Linked DNA regions of Homo sapiens: region 2 is linked to region 1. Evidence: read pairs that join two places in POLR2A ChIA-PET (ENCODE). Cell type or tissue: CD4-positive, alpha-beta T cell. All regions are shown on one strand.

What was found. ChIA-PET counts read pairs that join two places held together with the same protein. Peaks named below come from ENCODE experiments on the same cell type or tissue, not always from the same donor. Only the 100,000 strongest peaks of a DNase experiment are listed, where the experiment ranks them.
Region 2: POLR2A ChIA-PET joins it to region 1 with 10 read pairs; 3 of 35 experiments call an interaction of 5 or more read pairs at or near these places.

The regions. Positions count from the first base shown.
Region 1 is chr1:154,495,844-154,498,343 of GRCh38, forward strand. All of the region lies in intron 2 of SHE (Src homology 2 domain containing E), which reads right to left. Among named protein-coding and RNA genes, the nearest start is that of TDRD10, 5.1 kb to the right of the region's middle. In CD4-positive, alpha-beta T cell, no CTCF peak of the experiment used is centred here; no DNase peak of the experiment used is centred here; H3K27ac peaks cover 275 bases.
Region 2 is chr1:154,859,801-154,862,300 of GRCh38, forward strand. All of the region lies in intron 1 of KCNN3 (potassium calcium-activated channel subfamily N member 3), which reads right to left. Among named protein-coding and RNA genes, the nearest start is that of KCNN3, 9.2 kb to the right of the region's middle. RefSeq lists enhancers at 1-603, 127-606, 433-727, 2,271-2,500. In CD4-positive, alpha-beta T cell, no CTCF peak of the experiment used is centred here; no DNase peak of the experiment used is centred here; H3K27me3 peaks cover 530 bases.

The sequences.
Region 1 (2,500 bases):
CGGTAGAAAAAAGGCAATGCAAAGAATGGCAACACAGATTTAACCACTCCACAGTTCAACTGTGTTCATTAAAATCCTTTCCATCTTCAGAAATGCTGAAACAAGTAAAAAAAACTCTCATTTCTCAAGAAAGACGGGAAATTTCCGAACTTGGACTTGACAATCAGGTACACAAGGAGCAAACTGAATAAAAAAGTAAAAGGTTTAAAAAACAAAAAACAAAAGCCCAGCAGCAAATCTTTTATTTCTAGCTTCCGATAAACTCACTTCCTGTTATTCTGTCCAGCTTGTAACCTACGGGTAGAATAAGAGGTAGAGTCTCTACACTGATTGAGAAGGTGCTTTGTGATATATATTCTAAATGAAGAAACTTTAAAATCCACGAGTACAACTTTTTTAAAGTTAAGACCAAAGTATACTTAGATCACTAGTTTAGAAAGTTAGTAATTTGGATTTTTAATAAATTTGAATTTATTTGCCAACTGAATATATTAATTTTGTATTCCTAAATGAATTTATTTTCAGAAATTGTTTAAAACAGAGCATGGAACTTAATACACACTCAAATATTAAATGCTAGCGATTATTATTACATTTATTCCATGTTGGACAATTCTGACTTCTGAAGACAACATTCTTGGTTGAGTGGAAAGGTGCCTCACTTACGGGTGAAGTTTACAGTGGTTTTGCAAACGGCATTTCAAGTGTGTCCTGAACGCCATGTGGTGTCAGGGGCAGACCACTCAATGTGGAGTGGGAGATCCGGGTGCTAATTCCTGCTCTGTCTCTTAAAATGTCTCCTTAACACAGGCAAGCCCCAATCCCTTTGATCTTGTTTTTTGTCACCCTGTCACAAGGGGGACAGCATTGTAGTCCCCTAGCTTATAGAGCTCTTGTGGGAATTACATGAAAAAAAAAACAAAAAAACCCCCCAAAATTATATTCATTTTTATAAAATCACAGCACATTTCCTCTTATCAGTGCAGCTCTCCAAATAAACAGATGTATGGTATAAACTACCTACTTCAGTTAAAGAGAAAGATAAGAATAAAAACCCAAGGACAAAGAAAGGTGAATCACAATTAAGCATAAAACTTTTTTTTTTAAGAAAATCCTTTTCCTCAATTTTATGTAAAAGTAAATTCTTTTCCCTATTCCTTTCAAGGCTCTGATGTTTTTTAAAACTCTGACAGTTCATTTTCACTTCCTTTCATTCACAGATTTCATTAGGGGTCACAGTCCAGTGACCTTCAGGGTCACAGCCTGGCCAGGGTACACCCTCCCCACACGGAGGGCCTTATCTCTGTAAGCAGAGAAGCAGGAAGCGGAGCCAGGCTTTCCTGTTCCAGCTCGTTTTCATTCTGAAGACTGTCTTGGCCCTTCCAGTGTGCTGCTGCTACTCTCTGCTCAACTCTTCTGAGACTATACTTAGAGAACCTGAGCTTGACAGCTCTTCAATCTGTTCTAAACAGAAGAGACAAAGTCTTTCATGTGGGACCAGTTACTCTTCCCAGGCATGAAACCCACAAGAGTCAAATAAGGCTCCCTTGAGTCAGCATTCAGCAATTACATTTCTCATTATGGATGGAAGACTGTTTAAGGAAAACTAGGTGAAGACATAAAGTTCACAAATAAATCTATATTATTTTTATTTAAGTATCATTTACATCAACTTAAGAGAATTATGACTAAAAGGGAAAAGTTTGACACTAAGAATGACAGAGTGACTGCTTAGCTCACAAACTGGAATTGTTCTGACTTGAAAAGTTACAAGATTAGTCTTTGGTTTTAGGTGGTTGCCTTGAATGGCTTGGTTTACACAGCAATGATTTTTTTTTCTTTTCTTTTTTTTTTGAGACAGAGTTTCCCTCTTGTTGGCCAGGCTGGAGTGCAATGGCACGATCTTGGCTCACCACAACCTCTGCCTCCCGAGTTCAAGTGATTCTCCTGCCTCAGCCTCCTGAGCATCTGGAATTACAGGCATGCACCACCATGCCCGGCTAATTTTTTATATTTTTAGTAGAGACAGGGGTTTCTCCACGTTGGTCAGGCTGATCTCGAACTCCCGACCTCAGGTGATCGGCCCACCTCGGCCTCTCAAAGTGCTGGGATTACAGGTGTGAGCCACCACACCCAGCCAGCAGTAATTTATAATTACTGCTTAGTAATTAAATTCTTGGCTCCAATATTGTAGAACTTGTTGAGAAAGTCTTCTACTACAAAATACAGAATCACATCATGTTTGCAGTTTTTGTTTGTTTTTTTTGAGACGGAGTTCCACTCTTGTTGCCCAGGCTGGAGTGCAATGGCTCAATCTTGGCTCACTGCAACCTCTGCCTCCCAGGTTCAAGCAATTCTCCTACCTCAGCCTCCCAAGTAGCTGGGATTACAGGCATGCGCCACCATGCCTGGCTAATTTTGTATTTTTTTTTAGTAGAGACAGGGTTTCTCCATGTTGGTCAGGCTGGTCTTGAACTCCTGACCTCAGGTGATCCGCCCA
Region 2 (2,500 bases), 360 kb after region 1:
AGCTCAGTCCCTGCAAGGAGTGTCCTTTAAGCTGACTTTCCTGTTAATTTGACACTGAGCAGCACTCCTGTCCTTTAAGAAAAATGCCCAACAAGCTGACTCAAAAATAACAGATGCCAATTTGCATATTATTTCACACATCATTTGCATGCTGTTCATTTAGTATCATCAAGGCTCTGCTCAGAATACAACTCTGGTTACCCTGTGCCCAGGGCTTGTGAAACAGATATGGCTTCCACAAAGGGCAAGCCCTGGGCACGTCCCTCCCCTGCCCAGCTGCTCTTGCTGCCTGCCCCCTGGCACCTGGCTGGGAACGTCACCCACTGCCACAGCCCTGGTGCTCCAAGCAGGGTGAAGGGGCAGAAAGAATCTTTAGAATTCTAGGAAGCACCCTGACTCAAGTCTTGAAGGGGAAATTGTGTTCTCTTGACGACGCATCAGGCAAGCTGTGGCAATGCTTTTCTTCCCTGCTTCTGTCCCAGGTCAGCTTCCTAGTTCGGCTCTCCCTGTGGCCCTACTCTCTCAGCCTTTTTCTGCCTGGTCATCGTGTGTCCCCCTGACCTTCCTCCAGGCCTCTCAGCCTCTGGCCTGGCCCCACGGGTTTATTTTTGTTCTCTCTCCACCTGTCCGATTTGCATGTCCACACCCGGTTAGCTCTGCCCAGACCACAAATTGCTAACTGAGTGTAGAATAACAGGGCCCCATGGGGTAAGAAGGCTCCAGAAGTCCAGCCCAGGCCACCACTGCAGCCCTGCCCTCCGGAGAACAGCCCACTTCCTTTTTACTCACACAGATTCACCCAACAAGGTCTATCCAGAAACATGACTGGGGAGCTTGTCACGGACGGGAAGCCATTTGGCTCATGAGAAAAGGGGCATGTTCCACACGTGCTCTCCAGGCAGGGACACCTGCAGACAGTGGAGGGGTGACATGGGCGCATATGCCCCTCCTGTCTTGATGCTCCAGGTGGCATCTTCTAACCACCACTCTAATAAAGGCAACAGTTGCCAGCTGCTGAGACCCAGTGTGTGGCTGGCTCTGTGGTGGCTGCTGTGCTACAGCCAGTAGTTGTGATTCCCTCTTAACACTGAGGAAATAGGCTTTGGGTTCAGTAAGTTCCCAGAGCGCCCATCACTGGTGTGCCACCCAAGTTTTTTTTTTTTTTTTTTTTTGAGATGGAGTCTCACTCTGTTGCCCAGGCTGGAGTGCAGTGGCGCGATCTCGGCTCACTGCAACCTCCGCCTCCCGGGTTCAAGCGATTCTCCAGCCTCAGCCTCCCAAGGAGCTGGGATAACAGGCGTGAGCCACCAGGTCCGGCTAATTTTCTTATTTTTAGTAGAGATGAGGTTTCGCCATGTTGGCCAGGCTGGTCTCGAGCTCCTGACCTCAGGTGATCCACCCTCCTTGGCCTCTCAAAGTGCTGCGATTACAGGTATGAGCCACCGCGCCTGGCCCCAAGTCCTTAACTACCAAGCCTGGCCACCTCTAAAAGGAAGGATATCAGGTCTTCGGGGCCTGAGTGTGCAGAACTCTGCAGCCCTGGTGGTTACTGATGCTACCAAATATTCCATCCATCACTGTGCCCTCGCCCTGGGCCTGTGTTCACTGCCTGCCCAAAGCCTCTCCAGACGAGACAGTCTCCTCTTTCCTCCCTACATGCCCCTGTGTGCACCACACGGCAGCAACCTGAAGCTGCCCTCATGCCTGCTCTATTCCCTACACACTCTGCCCCCTCTCCCCGGGCTTCTCACACTCAGAATTGAGCCCCTGCCCGAGCCCCTCCCATCATGGCTTGTCTAGTCCTTCAGGGACCCCCCAACCTCCTACAGGGAATCCACCCAGCATCCCCAGTCTGAGTCACTGTCTCCTTCCTCAGTCCTCCCAAGCACCAACACCATAAACCACCGTCCGCCTGGGATGGATGCCATCTGGGTGCTGTCTGACACCCCTAAGAACAGGACTCTCCGGACTGTGGCTGCTCATCCTCGTGATGAAACATGATCTGGAATCAGATTGCGAAGCCTCGGCACAGGAAGGGAGTTCAGCTCCTGTTTTTAGGCCAGAGAAACGAGGCCCAGAGAGGGGAAGGGACTCGACAAAGATCACACAACAAGCTGGAAGCAAGAGGCAGAAGCACCTCCTGAGGGGCTCAAAGCAGAGACGGGCCTTTTCTCGGCACTCACTGCCCATGACAGAGCTCAACAGAGGCATGAGGCACAGACAGGGACGCAGGAAAATGGGACTCAAGAATGAAAAAGAAACTTCTAGAACCAGGAATGGAGAAGCCCTTCGAGGTCCCTCACTCAAATCCCCAGCAGAAGTTTGTGGTGGGGTTTGGAATAGGGAAATCAGAAGTGTACTGAGACCTGAGCTCTCATTCTAGAACCCTCTCTTTCCTGAGATGGGCACCTGGAGTGAGGCACTCAACCCTGGGAACCCCTGTGCAGCCGAGTTTTCTCATCCCTGAGATAGTTGGTCATCATGAGCCCTGGGCCAGCCA